2 separate regions of the Homo sapiens genome follow, and region 1 is linked to region 2. A link is a contact called in ENCODE Hi-C data. All regions are on one chromosome and are shown on one strand. The core of a region is the stretch at or near the end of the contact, and the rest is flanking DNA. Distances in the headings are between cores, read along the strand shown.

Region 1 (4,018 bases), core at 1,091-3,590, 1.8 Mb before region 2:
CAAAAAGTAGCTGGGCGTGGTGACAAAAATTAGCTGGGCGTAGTGGCAGGTGCCTGTAATCCCAGCTACTCGGGAAGCTGAGGCAGGAGAATCACTTGAACCCAGAAGGTAAAGGTTTCAGTGAGCTGAGATTGCGTCATTGCACTCCAGCCATGGCGACAAGAGTGAAACTCTGTCTTAAAAATAAAAAGAGATGCAATGAGCAATTTTAAATGAAGTCAGTGTGAGTTTAGTGATCAATAGTAGACCCAATGCAAAAAAAAAAAAAAAACAGTGAATTTGGCTAAGTGAATTATTCAATTTTTGTGAATATTTTAGCATGAAAAGTATATGGATTCATATCATGAGTTGTTAAAGACATTTCTGGTAGAAAGTAATACTGGGTTGAAATTTCTTTGACAACTTAAAACTTACATATCACATATGTTATGGGTATGGAACTTTTTGGTAGTATTTTTTAGCATATGCAGCCTTTCACCACTTGGCCATTAGTTCATGTGTTTTTTAAGTCAGATATTCTTATGCAGTCATGCATTGATTAACAACAGGGATATGTTCTGAGAAATGCGTCATTAGGCGGTTTTATTGTACAAACATTGTGGATTTCATAACAAGTGTACTTACACAAACCTATTGCTTCTAGGCTACAAACCTGCACAGCATGTCACTGTACTGAATACTGTAGGCAGTTGTAACACAGTGGTATTTGTGTATCTAAATGTAGAAAAGGTGCAGTCAAATATGGTTTTATAATCTTAGGGGATGTTGACCAAAACATTATGCAGCACTTGACTATATTTATTAGCAGATGGAAATTGAATTGAAGGTCGTTTCAGTGTGGTTCATAATGAGTAACCATCGTTGCCATCAACTCCTGTATTACCTAAACAAAAAAAAATGTGTGCAGGATTAAAATGTTCTCACCTCACCTTGCAAATAAATAATTATTATTCATAGTTATTTACACACAGTCTAGAAAATTCCTAAAGTACTTATGTGAAAAATATATAAATGCATTTAACTAATTGTGCCCATTTTAGTTTAGTTCACCTGCAAGTAGAGCCTGAGAAAAGGACTTGGGTGTATACAGGTCATTCACAAGGTGATCCCAGAAAACAGAAGTAAAAAAACAGGGAGAGGAAAAGGGAGAAAACCACTTAAAAGTTTATTATCGGCCAGGTGAGGTAGCTCATACCTGTAATCCCAGCACTTCGGGATGCTGAGGTAGGTGGATCACTTGAGGTCAGGAGTTTGAGACCAGCCTGGCCAACATGGTGAAACCCTGTGTCTACTAAAAATACAAAATTTAGCCGGGCGTGGTGGCATGCACCTGTACTCCCAGCTACTGGGAGGCTGAGGCAGGAGACTCACTTGAACCCAGGAGGTGGAGATTGCAGTGAGCCCAGATGGAACCACTGCACTCCAGCCTGGGTGATAGAGTGAGACTCTCTCAAAAATAATAAAAAATTTAAGAAGTATGTTATCAAGATTGCCAGTTGGGGTTTGAGTGCTCCAAGACCCTCTGAGAAGCTTTCAGAATGCCTCCCAAAATTTTCCACCTAATAAAACTGGGAACATTAATTAAGCAATTTCCATCCCCCGTTAGTTGAGTTGCCTCCAGGGGCATTAATTATCCCTGCACTTCTGGGCTGTGCTTCTGTGTGGAAAAGCAGCACCCCAGTGTTGAAGAAAGACTTGGAACAGGAAGCAGAAAGATACATGGCTTCGGCTTGCAGTGGGATTTCACAAGCAGAAAGGACAAGTCCAAGCTTACTCACCTAGAACTATCCATGTAGCTGTGACTGATACCGGAAGTGGACGAGGGAATGTGCAAAAGAGATATTTGCTGCAGTCTACCCAAATGCAGTCAATTCAGAACTGATTGAGTCCCATGTTAAGTCTACTTTGTCTTTTGTCTGTGGGATAACACAAGGTGATGGCCAGCCACAGTCTTTCTAAAATCTACACATGAAGATTAGTGAGACAAGCCACAATTACTGTCACTATGACTGAACGCAAGGCCAAAACTGGTACTTATCATCTTCTTCCACCACCCATTTTACATTTCTCCTGCTCTATATCAGAAATTCCGCTGGTCTAGGCTGGTTGTCAAGCATAGTGACCCAGACCTTCATCCTTTAAGTTTTCTAGGGCTTTGATTGCTTTGCCCTGTTTAGGCTATGATTATCACAGTCATCTGTTTGCTGTTTCTTACCAGGCACTGAAGCACCACGACATGCCCCAGTGAACCACCTGCGTTCTAGACACATTCTTCCTGTTTCATTTTGTAATCACAACCCTAGCTCCTCATGTTAACATATTACTTCCTATTTTTGTCCCACAGACATGAGCAGTCCCAAGGGACCGATTGGCAGCAGTAGATTCAGCTTAGTGGAATCCTTACTGTGCTCCCCCATGGAAGTGTGCTAGTTCCTTCCCCCTACCCCATCTGGGAACTGGGACTTCCAGGAAAGTCTGAGGCGGCAGGGATGGGAAGCACAATTACAAAAGAATGTCACTGAGAATGGTGGAGAAGGATCATTCCTATTTCTTTTCTCTTGGTTCCTGGATCTGTGAATCCTGGCAGCTGAGGACATGGCATCATATGCTAGCCATTTTTGTAGTGCTTTTACCACATCCTAGAGATTAGCACTTCAACCTTGCAGAATGTCATCTCTGAGATGGTGACTACAATGAGCCTATAATAGACCATTTCATTGTTCTATTTGATTGATTTCTTCTGGATGATGCTGTATGCGGTAAGACAAGTGGATCCAACAATTCATGCGCCTGTTGTTAGTCATTTACTACAAAATAATCCCAAGATCTGAGGCAGTGTAATGCGAGATACCATGTTGGTAATAGACATCCTGTAGGCTATCAGAGGGTAATGCTGGCAGAGGTGCTGCTGGAAGGAAAGGAAAGCCCCTATTAAGAGTAGTAATTAATTACAATAAGAAAGAATTACTCCTCTTCCAGGGTGGAAGGAATTTAATGCAAATAAATTGCTCCCAAGTGACTGGTTAACCTCTTCAAGGAATAGTACCAAATCATTGGTCTCTGCTGCCGACAAATAGGGTATTCAGCAGTAGCTGAATCCTAGCTCATCTAGCTCATCACTAGATGAGCATTAGTGTGGAAGCCCAAGCTGTTGGGCCCAAGCATAGCCGGCATCTCTGCTGCCACGATTACTCCATTTGTGGGCTCATTGTATAACCTGGGGCAATCAAGGACAAGGCTGGCTGACATCTACTGGAGAAATCATCTTGTCCACCTAATTTTTGCCTCCTCAGGTGAGTGTTTTCTTTCTGGCATTTCATCCTACAAAAATCTCCACACTTTGGACACATTCCCATAGTTTTGTCCACATTCTTCATCCTTAAATCTCACTTTCTCTAATCTTCCAATATTGCTCCCTTCTTATCCCTGACCAGCCAAACCAGTTACCAAGATCAAAAGTCTGTAGTATTTAACTCAGGCCATGTGCTTCTTCAGCAACATCATGACAAAGTGTACTGTTTGAAGCTCTGTCCATCAGGAAGATTATTTTCCTCACCACTAATTGTTAGAGCCACCTCTGTCAGAGGCAGCAGTGTGGCAGCAAGCCATTTTTGCCTACACCAATATATATCAAGCTTGTCCATGCATCAACAAGGTCCACTGTTTGCTGTCAGCTAGTGAGATAATATTGCAAAAGTAGCTTCAATTATTCACTTTCTCCCTATTGCATGCCTTTTGCTATATATTTGCATTGCCCTCCCCCTCTGAGTAGAGCATTTGGCCTTAACTTTGGATTCTGAACTTAGCCAATGGAATATTAACAAATGTGATCCAAGCAGAGGCTTGACAAATACTTGGTTGGTCTTGCCTTCTCTTGTGGCTCTGTTATTGACATAAGAACTTGACTTGGATAGTCTAATGACGATGAAAGATGCATGGAGCAGAGATGAGTTGTTCCATTCATATATCAGCCAACCCAAGACATGAGCAAGACCAGCCAAGATTGGAAGACCTACCT
Region 2 (4,275 bases), core at 1,493-3,992:
CGGAGGCGGGCGGATCATGAGGTCAGGAGTTTAAGACCAGCCTGGCCAACATGGTAAAACCCCATCTCTACTAAAAAATATAAAAATTAGCTGGGCATGGTGGTGCATGCCTGTAATCCCACCTACTGGGGAGGCTGAGGCAGGAGAATTGCTTGAACCCAGGAGGCGGAGGTTGCAGTGAGCAGAGATTGTGCCACTGCACTCCAGCCTGGGCGACAGAGCAAGACTCTGTCTCAAAAAAATAAAATAAATTAAGTTCCCATGAAGCCAAAGATCTTCAATCAGCAAGATGCTATAGGGCAGGGATCCCCAACCGCAGGGCTTGTGGTCCGGTACCTGTCTGTGGTCTGTTGGGAACCAAGCCTTCATAGCAAGAGGTGAGCACCAGGGTGGGGAAGGAGGGTGGGGCCGTAAGCATTAACACCTAAATTGCACTTCCTGTCAGATCAGCCATAGCATTAGATTCTCATAGGAGCAGGAACCCTATTTTGAACTGTGCATGCAAGGGATATAGTTTGTGCACTTTTTTTGTGAGAATCTAATACCTGAGAATAGTTTCATTTCAAAACCATCGCCCACACTCATACCCCCAACCACACGTTAAAATTGTCTTCCACGAAACCAGTCCTTGGTGCCAAAAAGGTTGGAGACTGCTGCTGCTACAGGGTACAGAAGTAGCAACTTTTTTTTTTTTTTTTTGAGACCGAGTCTCGCTTTGTCGCCCCAGGCTGGAGTGCAGTGGCGTGATCTCGGCTCACTGCAAGCTCCGCCTCCCAGGCCCACGCCATTCTCCCGCCTCAGCCTCCCAGGTAGCTGGGACTACAGGCGCCTGCCACTACGCCCGGCTAATTTTTGTATTTTTAGTAGAGACAGGGTTTCGCCGTGTTAGCCATGATGCTCTGGATCTCCTAACCTCGTGATCCACCCACCTGGGCCTCTTGCTGCTTGCCATGAGCTTACAATCTGGTTTGGAAGACAAACTAGAGCCATTATTAATTATACACACATGTATGCATACAAATGTGTCTGTATGTGTATACGAGATGACACTGGGATAATACTGTAAAAAAATGTTTTACACCTGCTTATTTCACTTATAATACTGTCAGCATTTTCTCTACATGTTTAAATGTTCTTTGAAGACATAATTTTAAGAAGCTTGAATTTGTTATCAGTCTCAGGTTGTATTTTGGTGTATTTAGCCAATATGCTATTCCTGATTATTTAGCTTCCTTCCCATTTTTTGGCTGCCTGTATACGATGACTATGAATAATACAAAGCACTTCTAATTAATTCTCTAGGTAATAACAGAATTGCTGTGTCATGGCCCGGTGCGGTGGCTCACACCTGTAATCCCAGCACTTTAGGAGGCTGAAGCAGGCAGATCACGAGGTCAGGAATTCCAGACCAGCATGGCCAAAATGGTGAAACCCCCGTCTCTACTAAAAATACAAAACTTAGCCAGGCGTGGTGGTGCGCAACTGTAGTCCCAGCTACTTGGGAGGCTGAGGCATGAGAATGGCTTGAACCCGGGAGGCAGAGGTTGCAGCGAGCCGAGATCGTGCCACTGCACTCCAGCCTGGACAAGAGAGCCAGACTCCCTCTCCAAAAAAAAAAAAAAAAATTGCTTTGTCAGCTGGGTGTAGGGCTCACGCCCCTAATACCAGCACTTTGGGAGGCCAACGCGGGTAGACTGCTTGAGGCCAGGGGCTCGAGACCGGCCTGGCCAACATGATGAAACCCCGTCTCTAACAAAAATACAAAAAATTCGCTGGGAGTGGTGGTGCACGCCTATAATCCCAGCTACTCTGGAGGCTGAGGCGGGAGAATCACTTGAATTCAGGCTGCAGTGAGCTGAGATCGCACCACGGCACTCCAGCCTCGGTGACAATGATAATGATACACATTGCCAAAACGTTTTCCAGAAAGATTGTAACAATTTACATTCCTACTCAGTTTGATTTCCCTCTTTCATTTCTGTTTCAAAAGAAATGAAAAAGAAGGAAAGGAGGGAGGAAGGAAAGAATTTTTTTTAATGCTCTGTTAATTTGATAAAGGAAAGGCGTGTCTTTAGGTTTGCTTATTTATTCAAACATATATTTTATGACTATACATGTTATGAATGCCATTGTATTAACAGTACTTCTGTTTAATTGACCTTACCAACTAGGTCGGCCAGTAGGCCAAAGTCTTCAAAGCCTCTAGATCCTAAGACCGTGATTTTTAGACTTTTGGAGGGTCATAGAACCCTTTGAGAATCTAATGAAACCTATAATCTTGTACCCAGGAAAATCCGCATACACCCAAACACCGTGCCCATAGTTTCCAAAGGCTGATGAACTTTACGGACCCTTCTGTCAGGAACGCATCTCTATAAGCCTATTTTCTTTGGCTATTTCCTGTTACGAAATAAAACATATATCCCACTTCCGGGGCCTCGCAGCCCAAAACTAAAACCAAAATCAATTTCAATTCAAAGCATCACAATCACCCACCCAGCTCCAACCAGGGAATCCCTCTGGCTAAGTCAGGGCCGCGCGGGGGTGTCTGCAGTTCATTGATGTCCGGAGATGAAACGTAGCACATGAAACCACTAGGCGTATATATCTTGTCCCTCGGAGAAAGAAAGTACTTACGACACATTTTCATGGCTGTAACCGATTTTGGCGTTGTAAGCTCCATTATCCAGCACTAAGGTCGTCATCTCACCACCAACCACACCGCAGCCGTAGTTGTTTTCCCTTTCCGACCCCTCTGCTCGAGCTTTTTCCGGTACTCTATGGTTTGTTGGGCGGAGCGTTAGGACGCGCCTCTGGTCACCTTAGCAACGGAGGACGCCGGAAGTCGGAGATGCTAAGCAGCACCGAATGTTAGGGGCTGTGCTTCCAAACTTAACCTGTTTATGTGGTGGCGAGATTTGACTACTATGTGCTTTCTCGCTCATTTCGTATTTGTTTTTAACTACGCAGATTAATTCGCGCAAGTTTTTTCTAATCCTGTAGAGAACCGGCTGCGTGTGTGTGTGTGTGTGTGTGTGTGTGTGTGTCTTCCAATCGCATTCTTCAGACGGTGACATTCTTTGAAGAAAAAAGTGCAAAACTTGCTCTTGGACTCACATTCATACTCTCCTCTTCCCCAGCCCACTTGCTCTTCAGGACGAAGCTGAGTGAGTCTTTCTCATCCAAAAAAGGCTTTTGGGCCGGACGCGGTGGCTCACGCCTGTAATCCCAGCACTTTAGGAGACCAAGGCAAGCAGATCACTTGAGGTCAGGAGCTTGAGACCAGCCTGACCAACACGGCGAAACCCCGTCTCTATTAAAAATACAAAAAGTAGCCGGGCGAGGTGGCGGGCGCCTGTAATCCCAAGTACTCGGGAGGCTGAGGCGGGAGAATTGCTTGAACCGGGGAGGCGGAGGTTGCAGTGAGCCGAGATGGCTCCACTACACTCCAGCCTGGGCGACAGAGCGAGACTCCGGCAGGGCGGGGACTTGGCAGGTGCGGGAGGCAGGACCTGGCTTCCGGGGCGTCGCGGGGGCAACGGCCAGCGGGCGGGGGCAAGGGCCAGCGGGCTAGGACAACTGCCAACGGGCTTGGAGGGGGGCGTTCTACAAATTCCAGGCCACTTTGAGCGCCTGAGAGAGGAGCGGGGCGGCGGGAAGGGGGCACCGCGGGGGCAGGGAGCGCAGCAGCCGCAGCGCGAAGGCGCGGGGGCCGGGGAACAAACGGTTGGCGCGCAGGCAGCCATACCGGGGCCGGAACCCGGGCAGAGGAGGGCAGCGACGGCGATGGGGAGGCTGCAGAGCCCGGGGCGGGTACCGCGCGGGAACCAGCGCGACTGCGTGGCTACCGCAGCCGTCGGTTCGTGTTGGACGGGCGCCGCTGCTGCCTCTGCTACTTCAAGAACCCCCACGACCCGCTGCCCCTCGGCCACCTGGACATAGCAGAAGCCTGCTTCAGCTACCAGCGCGCCGACGAGGCGGCGGAGCAGCCTGCGCACTTCCAGGTGCGCAGCGCGGGAGCCGCCACGGTGCTTGAGGTGGGAACTCGCGCCCTGCAAGCGCCTGGGCCCTTCTGTCGGCGCTCCTTGCCTCCCCTGGGGGCCTGCCCCATCCACCCTCCTTTCTCCAAGGCCTCCTCGCACCCTGCCAACGTCGGCCTGCCTTTCCCCACTTCTCCACATCCCGTCCTCGTTCCTATCTCCTCCCCTCCACCTGGGCTTAGGCCCGGGTGGCTGGGGCTACCCAGCCCAGTCTCCTTCCTCAGACACTTTGACC

The links. A loop is a pair of places that touch in the nucleus more often than their neighbours do. Pooled maps may share reads with other maps.
Region 1: a pooled map shows a loop between it and region 2 (3-fold over the local background). The contact joins the enhancer-like site here to the promoter of ACTR6 in region 2. A Hi-C loop is called at or near these places in 2 of 50 pooled maps.

The regions. Positions count from the first base shown.
Region 1 is chr12:102,008,678-102,012,695 of GRCh38, reverse strand. No RefSeq gene overlaps it. Among named protein-coding and RNA genes, the nearest start is that of DRAM1-AS1, 46 kb to the right of the region's middle. Within about 2 kb of position 2,340, at least 5 of the 41 ENCODE cell types and tissues checked have a DNase peak (open chromatin) inside an H3K27ac peak, as active enhancers do.
Region 2 is chr12:100,199,282-100,203,556 of GRCh38, reverse strand. It overlaps ACTR6 (actin related protein 6), which reads right to left and starts at 2,742. Exons shown (of 11, transcript NM_022496.5): 1 at 2,638-2,742. The coding sequence starts at 2,705. RefSeq lists enhancers at 570-629, 261-946, 947-1,634, 2,479-2,678, 2,652-2,946 and a silencer at 3,439-3,798.